3 separate regions of the Homo sapiens genome follow, and all the other regions are linked to region 1. A link is an interaction called in ENCODE POLR2A ChIA-PET data of the cell type or tissue named here. Cell type or tissue: K562. All regions are shown on one strand. Region 1 has its middle 12 kb from the start of TUBA1A. Region 2 overlaps SPATS2 (spermatogenesis associated serine rich 2). Region 3 overlaps TUBA1B-AS1 (TUBA1B antisense RNA 1).

Region 1 (2,500 bases):
TCTTAATAAACATTTGCAGAATGAACAATTGAGGAGGCTTCTGAAGCTTTACCAGTCTTTTTTTTTTGGAGATGGAAGTCTCACTCTGCCGCCCAGGTTGGAGTGCAATGGCATGATCTCAGCTCACTGCAACCTCTGCCTCCCAGGTTCAAGTGGTTCTCCTGCCTCAGCCTTCGGAGTAGCTGGGATTACAGGCGTGCACCACCACACCAAGCTAATTTCTGTATTATTAGTAGAGATGGGGTTTTACCATTTTGGCCAGGCTGGTCCCGAACTCCCAGCCTGAGGTGATCCACCCACCTCAGCCTCCCAAAGTGCTGGGATTACAGGCGTGAGCCACCACGCCCAGCCTTGACCAGTCTTATTAGCCAAAGGGCCTACATCAAGGGGAGGACGTGGCAGAATATTTAGGTTGGGCTTTGAACCTCCCTCTTCAAGTGTTACAGGCATAAATCTAAGACTAAAATAGAAGATACCCCCCTATAACATGTTGGAATGATCATGTACACCAGTGTTTCCTAAATGTGCTGAAGTAATTGGGGTGCTGGTTAAAATATGGATCCCCAGTTCCTCCACCAGAGAGTCTGATTCAGTAGGTCTAATTCAGTAAATAATACTCTCCTAGAATTAATAATTTATCATTTTTGAGCTAAACAATTTTAGTGTGCTTGATGTGGTTCAGCTATTTCTAAATTCTGATATCCGCTCGATAAATTTACTGAAAATTACTTTATTTATGGTTGTTAACCCTAAAGACACAACTCCTAGTGAAGCCTAGCCTCAAAGAGCATTTTAAGAAATGTCTCTCCATATTCCCTTTTTAAAATATTTTTTCTTTTTTTTTTTTTTAAACTTCTCTGGAGATAATGCTGGATCCACCTTCCTTTAGATTTAGAAATCAATTATGCACAGGCAAAAGAGAACTTAGAAAAAGCTGCCTAGCTTTTTCTTCATCTGCCTAGCCTAAAAGATCATTTAGCAAACATTTCTCCATTTCCCTGTGGATGTAAACTTTGATTATACATGTGTAGAAGAGAAAGGCTTAGAGAACGCTGTGGGTTTTTTCCTTCATCTGCTTATGTGAACAGCAATCTGTTGTTCTAGTACTGTCTACAGATTATAAGAGATGTAGAGTTTCACTCAAGATAGCATAGCCTGAAATAAGTCCCTTATATGGCAAGACTATTTATGGATTTAGTATATTTTAATAAATAAGCCCACTATTAATCTTTTTAAAATGATTTCAGTATTTTTAGATTTGTAAGAGCGACTTCACTCTCACCCCCATGTTACTAAGCAACGTATTATACAGTTGCTAGGAGACAGACTAGCAAGGTTGGGGGTATTTCAAATTTCCGTTGTCACCTTGCCTATCACATGACTATACCCTAGAGAGTTTTACAGCCTTAGAGAAAAGAGAAAAAAGTTAATGGCACATAGAAAAGAAGGAAAGAGAGATGAGGTTGAGGAATAAAGGAATAGAATAAGGAAAATTGCAAGGTATTTGAGAAGAGTCTGTGAACTTGGCAGGGAAAGGCTATTATGCAATTTCCTTGAATGAGTCATGGAAAAACCTTAAATTGCCAGTGCTGTATTTCATATTCTGTATGCTTCTACCTTTTCTAAAAACAAAATAGAGAATAAGCTTGGAGAAGAAGATCTTTCAGATAGTTTTTCTGAATATTTTCAGAAGAGTGGAAATCAATTATAACTCTTACAGAAGACAGGTATTTACAAATGAGTTTTTCAAAGTCACACATAATTTAAAATCCCCAAGTCAGATAAACAGCTTATTTCCTTCTATTTCTCCCTCAAAATAGTAAAAAAATGACAGTACTGAGAGGAAGGTTAGAATACAAGTGTTCTTAGACAAATTGAGCAGCAAGATGGTCATATAGGCTCTTGGGCAGTATGTGTTTCTGCACACAATTTAAAAAATTTAATACAAAGGAGAGAGAGAAGAAGCCTTTGTACTGTATCTCAAGGACTCTGTATCTGAAATAAGAAACCAGGCTCCAGGTCTCATTGTGTGTATGTGAAAAGTTGAGTCTTTGTGTCATTGTGTCTTCATGGTATTTACTGTTGCTAGCAACCAGGAAGCTCCCTAGTGATTGTCGCTAGGTCCTCCATGCCTCTGTCTGCCTGAAACCTTAGTCAGTGCCAGAAACACCAGAGATAAAAATCGTTGCAAAAAATCCAGCGCACATCATCCCCAGTGGTTTTATAGAAGACGGTTCATCTTGTGTTCAGTGAAAATCTGTGTAAAATGGAGGCTTCACACAGAGCTCATCCTCAGCTTCTTCTTCATCAATGCCAATCTTTCCGTGCAGAGCAGAGTGGACATTGTGATGGTTTAATTAAAATAAGATTTATATCCTAGCGTCATCAGCTTTAACCAATAAAATAATAAATAAATAAATCAGACAGCCGGGCGCGGTGGCTCACGCCTGTAATCCCAGCACTTTGGGAGGCTGAGGCAGGTGGATCACCTGAGGTCGGG
Region 2 (2,500 bases), 250 kb after region 1:
GGCAACGGAGGAAGACCCTGGCTCTAAAAAAGACAAAATCCAAGCACGGGACACAGAATTGCAGCAAATAGCATTCTTTTTTTTTTTTTTTTTTTTTTTTGAGACGGAGTCTTGCTCTGTCACCCAGGCTGGAGTGCAGTGGCATGATTTCAGCTCACTGCAAGCTCCACCTCCCAGGTTCACACCATTCTCCTGCCTCAGCCTCCCGAGTAGCTGGGACTACAGGCTCCCGCCACCATGCCCAACTAACTTTTTTGTATTTTTAGTAGAGACAGGCTTTCACTGTGTTAGCCAGGATGGCCTTGATCTCATGACCTCGTCATCCGCCCGCTTCGGCCTCCCAAAGTGCTGGGATTACAGGCACGAGCCACTGCACCTGGCCGCGAATAGCATTTTTATAAGTAGCTAACCAGACATTCGAACTTCCACCCTTCTTTGTGACAGCTGAGGTCACTAGTGAACTCTGCTTCCAAGTACTCCTGCAAAGTACACCACAAGCCTGTCTATATTCTCAAGCCATCCGCTTCAGTTCATATGACCACACTTGCATGTCAGCAACAGAAGAGAACACACATCATACAGCATTTACAGCAGTGGACAAAGAGGTAGGGGAAATGCAAGTATTGGTTCATTTAATACATTCAACTAATGTGGGCTATCTAAGAACAAAACTCACTTAAAGTCTTTCAACAGATGTAGATGTTCTTTGAATGCAAAAAACATTCATACATCATTTGCTGTTATTGCTGTCTGCATACCCTCTCACCAAAGCTTCAGGATTGAGAGACACATATCACCAAGTTTAAAAATATCCATTATGGATCAGGCGTGGTGGCTCATGCCTGTCATCCCAGCACTTTGGGAGGCTGAGGCAGGAGGATTGCTTCGGCCTAGGAGTTAGAGACCAGACTGGGCAACATGGTGAAACCCTGTCTCTACAAAAGATAAAAAAATTAGCCAGGCATGGTGGTATGCGCCTGTAGCCGTGACTCAGGAGGCTGAGGTGGGAGGATCATCTGAGCCTGGGAGGTGGAAGTTGCAGTGAGCCAGGGTCGCACTGCTGCACTCCAGCTTGGGTGACAGAGTGAGGCTCTGTCTTTAAAAAAAAAAAAAAAAAACAGTCCATTCTGCACCACCAAGTTTTGTCATGTGCTCTTACCTCTTCACGTTCATGCTAGCCTTTCATATCTCAGCACCACCATCAATTGCACATAAAGTTTCAAAAGTGCACACAGCCTTTACCCTTGCCTTTGTAGCGTTGATACGATTTCATAAACTAAAGGGTCTGCTCAGTTTTTACCGTTTTTGGTTTTGTTTTTTTAATTAAAAAAAATTTTAAAGTCTGGCTTGCTGAAGTTACATCTGTATCTATTATCCTTCTGGTCAGTTAGCGATTGGTTAAAGGTTGTATTAAAACACCATGAGCCAGTAAAGCTTGCACCCTCTGTCTGTAGATCTTTGTGTGTTGGGAACTGCCTTCAAAGCTCATAATTTTTAATTTCCACTGGGCCTTTTTGAGTCTTTGCTGCTGCTATGTGTACGCTTATGGTCAGCCAGAGGTGTGTGGATAGTTTGGACCTTCTCCAATATCTGCATCATGAATGTGTGGAACATTTACCAAGGTCTCCTATAGTCTCTGTTTTCTGACACAGGATCTTGCTCTGTTGCTGAGGCTAGAGTTCAGTGGCACAGTCATGGCCCTCTGCAGCCTCAGCTTCCCGGGCTCAAGCAGTGCCCCCACCTTAGCCTTCCGAGTAGCTGGGACTACAGGTGTGTGCTACCATCCCTGGCTAATTTTTAAATTTTATTTTTTGTCAAGGTAGGATCTTACTCTGTTGCCAGGTTATGTTTGTTTGTTTGAGACAGGGTCTCATTCCGTTGCTTAGGCTGGCGTGCAGTGGCACAGTCATGGCTCATTGCAGCCTCGACCTCCTGGGCTCAAGCCATCCTCCCACCTCACCCGCCTAAGTAGCTGGGAGTACAGGCACATGCCACCATGCCCAGCTAATTTTTGTATTTTTTGTAGAGACACAGTCTTGCTATGTTGGCCCAGCTGGTCTCAAACTCCTGGGCTAAAGCAGTCCCCGCACCTTGGCCTCCCAAAGTGCTGGGACTACAGGCATGAGCCATGGTGCCCAGGTCCCTTAGTCTTGTTTCTGGATTTCCCTTTTAAATTTCTATCTAATCTCCTGTTCTTTTGCTTGCACCAACCATGACAGCAACCTCAGGCTAGCTGAGCCCTTGGTCTTGCTTGTTTGCCACCAAGAAAGCGAACTGTTACTGCCTGCCTGTGGGTATGGGGTTTTTCTGTGCTTTGCTTCACAAGTCAGCCCCCTCTGTCAGTGAAGCTGCTGGTTTTCATGGCTTTCCCTGCCTTGGTAGAACTACCTTTCCCAGTCACCTTGGGGGTATGTGATGGGAGCAGCCATAGACTGCCACTGTTCTTACCATAGGTTCAGTAGGTTTCTTGTGAATAACCACAGAGAAGATAACATTTGAA
Region 3 (2,500 bases), 56 kb before region 1:
CATGTTGCCCAGGCTGGGCTTGAACTCTTAGCATCTAGTCATCCTCCCACTTTGGCCTCCCAAAGGCCTGGGATTATAGACATGAACCACTATGCTCAGCCTCCTTTACTTTTTTTTTTTTTTTTTTGAGACAGAGTCTCGCTCTGTCGCCCAGGCTGGAGTGCAGTGGCACAATCTCGGCTCACTGCAAGCTCTGCCTCCTAGGTTCACGGCATTCTCCTGCCTCAGCCTCCCAAGTAGCTGGGACTACAGGTGCCCGCCACCATGCCTGGCTAATTTTTTTGTATTTTTAATAGAGACGGGGTTTCACCGTATTAGCCAGGATGGTCTCGATCTCCTGACCTTGTGATCCACCCGCCTCGGCCTCCCAAAGTGCTGGGATTACAGGCGTGAGCCACCGCGCCCGGCCTCCTTTACTTTTTTTATCTAGTTTCTCCTACAGATCTATAAAGAGTTGTTGGCAGCTCTAGATGCACTGCCTATGACTTAGCCCTGCTCTGCATGGAGCAGTTAAAAAAAAAAAAAAGGAGCTGTTGATTTTTTAGTTTGTTCAGCTTTTACTTGTTGTTATCATGGAGTGGTGACTTCCGAGCTTCTTTTCTGCTGGTCTGGAAACTGGATGTGTATATCTTTTCAAAGCAGTAACAAGAAGGTCAATGAGGCCAGAGCAGAGTAGTGAGTGAGGGGGAGAGCGTTATGAAATGAGATTGGAGAGGTAGCCAGGGTCTAGCTCATGTAATAGTGTTATTAGGCATGGAGAGATTTTGTGTTTTATTCTAAAAATAATGAGAAGCTATTAGATAGTTTTGAGCAAAGGTGTGACATGTTCTATTTTAGGTTTTAAGAGCATTGCTCTGGCTTTTGTGAGAGTAAACCACAGGAGGTTAAGAGTGGAAGAAGGAAGATGAACTAGAAGGGAATGGGCAGTAATGCAAATAAGAGATGATAGTGGCTTGAATCAAGGTGATATTGTTGAGGTGGTAAGAAGTGGTGGAAATGTGAGTTGTTTTGTTTTGTTTTGTTTTGTTTTTGAGATGGAGTCTTGCTCTGTCACCCAGGCTGGAGTGCAGTGGTGTGATCTCGGCTCACTGCAATCTCTGCCTCCCAGGTTCAAGTGATTCTCCTGCCTCAGCCTCCCAAGTAGCTGGGACTACAGGCGTGTGCCACCACGCCCGGCTAATTTTTTTTTTTTTTTTTTTTAAGTAGATGTGGGGTTTCACCGTGTTAGCCAGGATAGTCTTGATCTCCTGACTTCGTGATCTGCCTGCCTTGGCCTCCCAAAGTGCTGGGATTATAGGCTTGAGCCACCACGCCCAGCCTTCTGAGTATATTTTGAAGACAGAACTGACAGGATTTATTAAGAAGTTGGCTGTGAGAAAGAAAGAGAGGAGTCAGTCATGACCCCTAGATTTTTGGTCTGAGCAACACTGGGGAATACTAAAGGAGGAACAGGTGTAGAGAAATGGAAAGAATCAAAAGTTCAGTTTTGGACATGTTAAGTTTGAGATGCAGTGGGTTAAATATAAGTAGAGATGTTGATTAGGCAGTAATAGTTGGTTAAAAAGTGCAGAGGGGAGGTCGTGTTGGAGATAAATTTAGAAGTCATCAGTATAGAAAGTGGATAAGATCACCTGGGGAACGGGGGAGATCCAACCGGGCGCAGTGGCTCATGCCTGTAATCCCAGCACTTTGGGAAGACCAGGCGGGCGGATCACAAAGTCAGGAGTTCGAGACAAGCCTGGCCAACATAGTGAAACCCCGTCTCTACTAAAATTACAAAATTTAGCTGGGCATGGTGGCATGCGCCTATAGTCCCAGCTACTTGGGAGGCTGAGGCAGGAGAATCGCTTGAACCCGGGAGGCGGAGGTTGTGGTGAGCTGAGATTGTGCCATTGCACTCCAGCCTGGGCAACAGAGCGAGACTGTCTGAAAAAAAAAAAAAAAAAAGGAAGAGGTCCAAGGACTGAACCCCAGAGCACTCTAACTTATAAAAATTAGGAACAGGATCTAGTAGTGTAAAGTAAAAGGAGCAGACAGTGATGTTGGAAGTTAATAATGGCCTGGGTGCAGTGGTTCACACCTATAATACCAGCACTTGGGGAGGCCAAGGTGGGAGGATTGCTTGAGCCCAGGAGTTAGAGACCAGCTCTGGCAACACAGGGAGATCCCTTCTTTACAACAAATACAAAAATTAGCCAGGCGTGGTGGTGTGCACCTGTAGTACCGATTACTTGGGAGGCTGACATAGGAGCCCACGAGGTGAAGGCTGCAGTAAGTTGTGATCGCGCCACTGCATTCCAGCCTGGGTAACAGAGCAAGACCGTGTTTCCAAAAAAATAGAAGAAAGAAAATAATGAAGAGTTTAGTATTCTGGAAACCAAATGAAGAAAGTGTTTCAAGCAGGAGCAGGTGATAACTCTGCTTTTTGAACTGTGCTTTCTGGGAGGCTGGGTAACATGGGGTCTGAGAATCAGCTGTTAGATTTCACTGGTGACCTGGG

The links. Peaks named below come from ENCODE experiments on the same cell type or tissue, not always from the same donor. Only the 100,000 strongest peaks of a DNase experiment are listed, where the experiment ranks them.
Region 2: POLR2A ChIA-PET joins it to region 1 with 5 read pairs; 2 of 35 experiments call an interaction of 5 or more read pairs at or near these places.
Region 3: POLR2A ChIA-PET joins it to region 1 with 5 read pairs; 20 of 35 experiments call an interaction of 5 or more read pairs at or near these places.

Annotation. Positions count from the first base shown.
Region 1 is chr12:49,199,988-49,202,487 of GRCh38, forward strand. No RefSeq gene overlaps it. Among named protein-coding and RNA genes, the nearest start is that of TUBA1A, 12 kb to the left of the region's middle. In K562, no CTCF peak of the experiment used is centred here; DNase peaks (open chromatin) are centred at 1,324 and 2,104.
Region 2 is chr12:49,453,781-49,456,280 of GRCh38, forward strand. All of the region lies in intron 2 of SPATS2 (spermatogenesis associated serine rich 2), which reads left to right. Among named protein-coding and RNA genes, the nearest start is that of KCNH3, 84 kb to the right of the region's middle. In K562, no CTCF peak of the experiment used is centred here; no DNase peak of the experiment used is centred here.
Region 3 is chr12:49,143,952-49,146,451 of GRCh38, forward strand. All of the region lies in intron 1 of TUBA1B-AS1 (TUBA1B antisense RNA 1), which reads left to right. Among named protein-coding and RNA genes, the nearest start is that of TUBA1B-AS1, 14 kb to the left of the region's middle. In K562, no CTCF peak of the experiment used is centred here; no DNase peak of the experiment used is centred here.